Linked DNA regions of Homo sapiens: regions 1 and 3 are each linked to region 2. Evidence: chromatin loops called from intact Hi-C (ENCODE). Cell type or tissue: ovary. All regions are shown on one strand. Region 1 has its middle 45 kb from the start of PSMA6. Region 2 overlaps PRORP (protein only RNase P catalytic subunit). Region 3 overlaps PRORP-PSMA6 (PRORP-PSMA6 readthrough).

What was found. Peaks named below come from ENCODE experiments on the same cell type or tissue, not always from the same donor. Only the 100,000 strongest peaks of a DNase experiment are listed, where the experiment ranks them.
Region 1: a loop joins it to region 2, with 2.7 times the contacts of the local background. A loop is called at or near these places in 2 of 110 quality-filtered maps.
Region 3: it touches region 2 in a loop (2.1-fold over the local background); 16 of 110 quality-filtered maps call a loop at or near these places.

Annotation. Positions count from the first base shown.
Region 1 is chr14:35,335,866-35,338,365 of GRCh38, forward strand. No RefSeq gene overlaps it. Among named protein-coding and RNA genes, the nearest start is that of PSMA6, 45 kb to the left of the region's middle. RefSeq lists an enhancer at 684-1,205. In ovary, no CTCF peak of the experiment used is centred here; a DNase peak (open chromatin) is centred at 986; H3K27ac peaks cover 2,500 bases.
Region 2 is chr14:35,212,328-35,214,827 of GRCh38, forward strand. The region is part of intron 5 of PRORP (protein only RNase P catalytic subunit); the gene reads left to right. The region is part of intron 5 of PRORP-PSMA6 (PRORP-PSMA6 readthrough); the gene reads left to right. Among named protein-coding and RNA genes, the nearest start is that of PSMA6, 79 kb to the right of the region's middle. In ovary, no CTCF peak of the experiment used is centred here; a DNase peak (open chromatin) is centred at 1,034; H3K4me3 peaks cover 722 bases; H3K27ac peaks cover 2,476 bases.
Region 3 is chr14:35,283,630-35,286,129 of GRCh38, forward strand. The region is part of intron 9 of PRORP-PSMA6 (PRORP-PSMA6 readthrough); the gene reads left to right. It also overlaps a transcript of PSMA6 not described here. Among named protein-coding and RNA genes, the nearest start is that of PSMA6, 7.5 kb to the right of the region's middle. RefSeq lists an enhancer at 2,117-2,216. In ovary, no CTCF peak of the experiment used is centred here; no DNase peak of the experiment used is centred here.

The DNA of each region.
Region 1 (2,500 bases), 120 kb after region 2:
TTTGTGCTGCGCTGAGCCTGTCCTGTGATGCGGCCCTCACCAACCAAGGACTGAACGAGAGGGACTCCATGCGAACCTGCTCAGCATACAGCAGGTGCCTCGTGGATATTCTTCCCTAAGGCTCCAGGCCAGCCAAGCACTGCATTAACCAGGTTCGGATGAACTTTAGAATGTACGCATCTGAGCTGTCATAGTTTTTTGTTTTCTTGTTTTTTTGAGATGGAGTTTCGCTCTTTCACCCAGGCTGGAGTGAAATGCCGCGATCTCAGCTCACTGCAACCTCTGCCTCCTGGGTTCAAGCCATTCTCCTGCCTCAGCCTCCCAAGTATCTGCGATTACAGGCTCCTGCCACCATGTCCAGCTAATTTTTTGTATTTTTAGTAGAGACAGGGTTTCACCATGTTGGCCAGGCTGGTCTTGAATTCCTGACCTCAGGTGATCCACCCACCTCGGCCTCCCAAAATGCTGGGATTACAGGCATGAACCACTCTACCTGACCCATAGTTCTTAAATTTAAAATCTTGATATGCTGGTGGATATGCAGCTTGATTTCTTTAAGCCGACATGGCCTGACTTTTTCAGATTCTCAGCCTGTGTTGGAGGGCTGTTGAGTGTTCTTTCTATGCAGAAAGTACGCCTGCCGTCCTCTGTTTTGTAATCGCCACCCCATCCCTGCCCAACACACACACCCACACAGCCGCAGTTACGCCGGGTCCAGCAACGCACGAACCAAGTGGAAGGTCAAGGGCTGGGGCTCCGTTTCCCTCCCCTTGAAGCTGTTTGGTTTGCTCTTGTCCCAGCCCCTGACTGAGCCGCCAGCCCAGAACGGGGGCAGCCCTCCCCCATGCAGTCAGGGCCAGAGGAGCATAATATTGCCCCCCCGGGTGCAGCCTTAGGTGCAGGAGCGTTGGGAATTTTCCATCTTGCTCTGCAGCCTGGCTTCTTAGGTCATCGTCCTGCTGCTGACATAGGCCTGGGTTGGGCGAGTTTCCTGCAGGTCAGCGAGGGCGCGGAGGCAGCGCCTGAGCCTGCTCAGGGCCTGGCTTCCTGCCTGCTGTGAGGAAGGGTGGAGGAGGGGTTCGAGGCCTCAACCATCCCTTGGCCCAGAGCCTCAGGCCAAGCAGCCTCCGCCTCTGCCCAGGCCTGTCTCCTCCCGGCCTCCTGCTCTCCTGTTTCCTAAAGCTTTCCCGCTGGGTGGCTCCCAGTTCTTCCAGAAATCCCCTCCAGGAAATTTGCTTGTTGCCACAAAATAATGCAAATCTGTTCCTGGGGCCGCCCAGGCAACCTGCAGTCTCTGTCTCCCCAAGACCTGAGGAGGGAGGGCGAGGCAGGCCCTGTGCCCGTCAGGGTCCCTTTTCCAGCCATGAGGACAAAGGATAAGCCGCACCCTCGTCACCCTCTCATAAGCTGCAAGAGAAAGTTCCTGGTTTTACCTCTAAGGGAACCAGCTCCACCTAGGGAAAGGCCACACAGGACCCTCAAAGGCACCAAGGTCTTTTTTCTATTTAATATCTAAAACAGTCTGAATATATTAAAGTTTATGCTCATGTTTGGCATTTGTTTATCTGTTTCTCGAACTTCAACTCCCTGCCGTGTCTGGAGCAGAAAGTGAAGGCCCATGGATAACACTTCTGCGTGCCACAGTCCTAGGTGGTGACCAATGCAGGGATGCACAGGTGCCGTGTGGCCTTCTGCAGGCCAGGCCCCACAGAGACCCACAGTCAAGGTGGCCTGAGACCCTTGAACAAGGAGCTTGTGGCCAGAGAAAGGCTAAATGCAGCACCCCCACCCCTGTGGCTAGTGCCAGGGCCCCACCTGAATGCTCTGCAGTTGGGTCCCCCCAGGCCATCTCCAGAGGAGAACGCAAGTGGGCTAGGGAGGGAACAGACCAGCCTGATGCAAAACCCTCTCAGCCCAGCACAGCCCTCGTGTCCCTGGGCTGAGGGTCTGGGGAGAACATCACTTGCTCTTGCCTCCCTTCCTTTCTTGCTGCTGCTGCCTCCTGAGGTCAGGCCGTGACTACTCAGGAGAGGAATGGAATTCCAGGGCTCCTGCTCCTAATGAAGGAGAGGTGGGAGGGGCACACACCAAGCTGCTACCAGGTACCAGGCCCTCGGAGGTGCTTGAACACTACCTCCTTGACTCTCAATAGCAATCCTATGAGGTGGATGTTTTCTTGCCCAACAGATGGGATTCTGAGACTCAGAGATATTGGTGACTTGCCCGAGGTCACACCAATGGTAGGTGGTGATTCAAAACCAGGTCTGTGTGCAGTTCAATGACCATGGAGTCTTGCCCTGTTGCACAGGGCTTCTTGTGTCATACACAGCCTTCGCTTTGTGAAATCCAGCACAGTTGACCCACATTCTCACCCAAATCCAAACTCCAAGTTTCAGAGCTTCTTTGCACCCATAAAAGGGGGGCTCAGAAGTCCCCTTGAGGCCTCAGAAAGGACATAGACCAAACAAAGGTTATGGCCTAATAAGAAGCAAATCAAAGT
Region 2 (2,500 bases):
TGGAATAGTGACTCTTTTCCAGAAAGTTTTCAATTGATTTTGCTTAGATCCATCAGAGGAGTCACTATGGCAGCTATAGCCTTATGAAATGTATTTCTGAAATAATAAGATTTGAAAGTGTAAATTACTCCTTGAGCTATGGGCTTCAGAATGGATGTTGTGTTCACAGGCATGAAAACAGCATTCATCTCCTTGTATATCTCCATAAGAGCTCTTGGGTGACTAGGTGCATTGTCAATGAACAGTAATATTTTGAAAGGAATCTTTCTGAGCTCATTTTCTGGGCTTAAAATACTCAGTAAATCATGCTGGAAACAGATGTGCCATCATCCAGGCTTTGTTGTTCCGTTGATAAAGCACAGGCAGGGTAGATTTAGCATAATTCTTAAGGGCCCTAGGATTTTTGGACTGGTGAGTGAGCATTGGCTTCAACTTAAAGACAACAGCTACATTAGCCCTTACAAGAGAGTCAGCCTCTCCTTTGAAGCTTTGAAGCCAGGCATTGACTTCTCTTCTCTAGTTATGAAAGTCCTAGATGGCATCTTCTAATAGAAGGCTTTTTTGTCTCCATTGCCAATCTGTTGTTTAGTATAGCCACCTTTATCAATGATCTTAGCTAGGTCTTCGGAATAACTCACTGCAGCTTCTCCATCAGCACTTGCTACTTCGTCTTACACTTTTATGTCATGGAGATGCCTACTTTCTTTAAACCTCATGAGCCAACCTCTGCCAACTTCCAGCTTTTCTTCTGCAGCTTTCTTGCCTCTCTCAAACTTCATAGAATTGAAGAGAGTTTAGGGCCTTGCTCTGGATTACGTTTTGGTGTAAGGGCATGTTGTGGCTGGTTTTGTCTTCTACCCAGGCCACAAAAACTTCATCTCAGCAATAGGCTGTTTTGCTTTCTTTATCGTTTGCGTGTTCACTGGCATAACACTTTAAATTTCCTTCAAGAACTTTTCCTGGTTGGGCACGGTGGCTCATTCCTATAGTCCTAGCTTGGAAAGCTGGTGGGAGGATCACTTCAGCCCAGGAGTTCAAGGCTGCAGTGAGCTGTGATTGCACAACTGCACTCCAGTCTGCAGAGTGAGATCCTGTCTCCTTAAAAAAAATAAAATAAAAATAAAGGAAAAAAACCTTTTTCTTTGCATACACAACTTGGGTAACTGGCACAAAAGGCCTAGCTTTTGACCTGTCTTGGCTTTCAACATGCCCTCCTCACTAATCATCTGTAGATTTTTATTTAAGGTAGGAAATGTGCAACTCTTCCTTTCACTTTTGAACACTTAGTGGTCATCACAGGGTTAATTGGCCTAATTTTGATATTATTATGTCTTGGGGAAAGGGAAGAGAGGGAGAGAGATGGAAGAACAGCTGATGGGTGGAGCAGTCAGAACACACACAACATTTATCGATTAGATTCTCCATCTTACGTGAGTGTGGTTCATGGCACCCCAAAACAATTACAGTAGTAACATCCAAGATCACAGATCACTATGACAGATATAATAATAATGAAAAATTGGAAATATTGTGAGAAGTACCAAAATGTGACATAAAGACAAGAAGTGCTGTTGGAAAAATGGTACTAATAGACTTGCTAAACACAGGACTGCCACCAATCTTCAATTTGTAAAAAATGAATATCTGTAAAGTAATGTGCAATAAAATAATGTATACCTGTATCATATTCCCTGTGCATCTGCTTAGTACACTTTAAAGACTGTTAATGGTGATGATGATAAAAGCCACACATTCTTTATTCATCACTTGTCAGAATGTTCATTTGTTTATTTTAGTGAGTCATCCTTCAAATAAGAGGAAAACAGCATGTTCTTTCAAAGAATACTGTCTGGGAAGCAAGGGTACTTCTCAGATCTAGGAGCAGGAGAATGAGAAAAGCTGAAATGACAAGCCCTGTATTATTTTTGAAGAAGAGTTGTATTTTTTATGGGTAGCCATTTGTAAACCAGCCTAAATAATGAAATTGTAGGAGTTTAGAATAATATCCCAGTACATTAGGTCAATTATGTGGTCAGAAGCCCCAAACAAATATTGAGTGTATTCTCATATTACGATTTTGTTTTCTGAAGTTAAATGGAATGATTTATATGCTTATCTTCTGTTGCATCTTAAAAAGATGTATTATTAGTAGACAAATGCAGAGGTTGTGTGGTTATATAAGTTATCTATTACTCTGACTTCTTAAGCAGCAGGGCAAGAATGGACATGTTTTTCTAAAATAAGACTTTTCTCCATCTTACATGGGTGTGGTTCCTGGCACCCCAAAACAAAGCTGGGGCCGGGTGTGGTGGCTCACGCCTATAATCTCAACACTTTGTGAGGCTGAGGTGGGTGGATCATCTGAGGCCAGGAGTTCGAGACCAGCCTGGCCAACATGGCGAAACTGCATCTCTACTAAAAATACAAAAATTATCTGGGTGTGGTGGTGCACACCTGTAATCCCAGCTACTTGGGTGGCTGAGGCAAGAGAATCGCTTGA
Region 3 (2,500 bases), 71 kb after region 2:
ACTGCAGCCTCGACCTCCTGGGCTCAAGCAATTATCCTGCCTCAGCCTCCCAAGTAACTGGGACCGCTGGCACACACCCTATAAGGTGGACACCACCACACCTGGTTAATTTATTTTTTGTAGATAAAGGGTTTTGCCATGTTGCCCAAGCTGGTCTCAAACTCCTGGGCTCAAGCAATCCTCCCAACTCGGCCTCCCAAAGTGCTAGGATTATAGATAGGCATGAGCCACCATGTCCAGCCTTTACAAATTTTTTGCAGATAATCTCTTCTTTCCATTCCTATTGCTGCTTACCCCAGTTCAGGCCTTCAAAAACTTTCACTTGGTCTATTATCAATAGCCTCCTGGCTGATGTCCCCAATGACAGTTCCTCATAAATACAGCTACAAGGTTTATCTTCCCAAAGCATAATTCTAGTCTTGCCACTCTCCTTGCTCAAAAACATTAAATGTCTCCCCGTAGCCTTCCAACTAGATAGAGCATAAATTCCTTAGCTTAGTATCCAAGGCCAGCTCCTTTCATTTGTACCCTAATCCAAAACATTTTTTGAGTCATACTTAGGTTAGGCTATTGCCTAGCTTGCCCTAAACACAGGATCTTTTTTCTTCCTCTGCTTGTTTATGCCACTCCCATTCCATGTTGCATTGTGGTGCCTCCCATATTGCTCCTAACATTGCTCTTAACACACCTGTTAAGAGTTCTCCCTGTTCTAAGCTGAGCTTGGACATGCATCTTCCAACAGGTAGTCTTACATTCCCTTTGGCCCGTGAGCATATAAGGTCATTTTCTCATCTGTGCTGCTCTGTTACACATTTCCTTGTGTATTACGGACTACCTCATGTTAGCTTTGCTTTCATTCATGTTTCATCTCCATGGAACTCTGGTGGGGACGCTGTCGGGTTCATCTGTGTGTCTCCCAGAGCAGCTAGCCCAGCTTCTTGCCCAAAGAGGGAGCTCAGTAAATGTTGAATTACTTTGGAGAATTTGTTTGAAAATATCTTCCTGATTTTTACCTCTAATGCCTACTTCTCCTTTAAGTGAATACCCCTCTTGCTCCTTGGTCTTTTGTGTGTGAGCTGGCTAAGTGGGAACTTAATCTGTGGTGTCTGATGCCTCACTGATCCTCAAAAAAACAGTAACTTCTCAGTGCCATCCTCTATAATCATATGATATCTTCAGTGAATTAAAGGTTTATTCATTAGACATCTACTCTGTACTTGGTACTGTGGTAACTGGGATAAAACTTGCTATGTACTTGTAAGACATCATCCCAGAGTTTTTAATCTTTGGAATGTTTCAGTGCCTAAATCTGCTGTCTGTGGTTGATTTTTGGAACTTGCCTTTGTTTCACCATTATGGATGAAATACATTTAGAGTGAAGTTTGAGGATCTCAGCTGAGGTTCATCAAGTCATTCAAAAGCAAGTAGAAAATAAAACTGGAGTCAGGTGCGATGACTGTAATCCCAGCACTTTGGGAGGCCGAGGCAGGAGGATCACTTAAGCCCAGGAGTTCAAGACCAGCCTGGGCAATATAGTGAGACATTATCTCTACAAAAAACTTAAAAATCAGCCAAGCATGGTGGTGCATGCCTGTAGTCCCAGCTACTTGGGAGGCTGAAGTGGGAGGATCGCCTGGGAGGCAGAGGTTGCAGTGAGCCAAGATCGTGCCACTGCACTCTAGCCAGAGTGACAGAGCAAAACTCTATCTCAAAAAAAACAAAAAACAAAAAAAAAAACCGTAGCACACTCTTGCTTTTCTATCAATAACTGGACTCTCAAGAACTGGTTTCTAAATTAGTGACTGAAAATATTGGTCAAAATGATCAGAAACCTCATTCATTTGCATTTTCTCTCTCCCTCTCTCCAATTACCCTCAAGAGAATTTGGTTCATTCTGAGCATCACAGATGACTTAATTTTGTGGTAAGAAAATAGGAATTAGAGTCAGCCAATTAGGAAACCTCAAGGAAGAGGAAGTGTCTCTAGGCTAAAGGGAAGGCTGTTGAGTCTTATTTCCTCTCTGTTCTTGACTCACTTTCTTAGTGACTGGCCAATCTCTGCACCTCCCTTTCCCCACCTTCAGGGAGCTGAGGGTGGGGGTGGGGAATAGAGTGAATAAAGTCTAAATAAAGTTCATAAAGATCCCAAGATGTAGGGAGGTACCATGAAATAATTGATCTTGCAGTTCCATCCCCCATCAACATTCATGGGTGAAGGCTGCATGTGTGTGTGACACGATAGGTAAGAATTAGCTGCTTTCCAAATTAAGACAGAGTGAGTTTCACTTCTGAATAATAGCAGTGTGCAGTGCAGGCCCATGCAGTACCTATTTGGTTTCATTCTTTACTAGGGATAGATCAAAGCGAAATAGCCAACAATTCAGGCCTTATTCATCAGTGCGCCCCCTCCTTTCACAAAGAAGCTGAGTTCCAGTCAAATAGTAGGTGGCTTAATTTCACCGTAGTGGACTTCTATGCCTTTTAAAGTGGGTACAGCATAC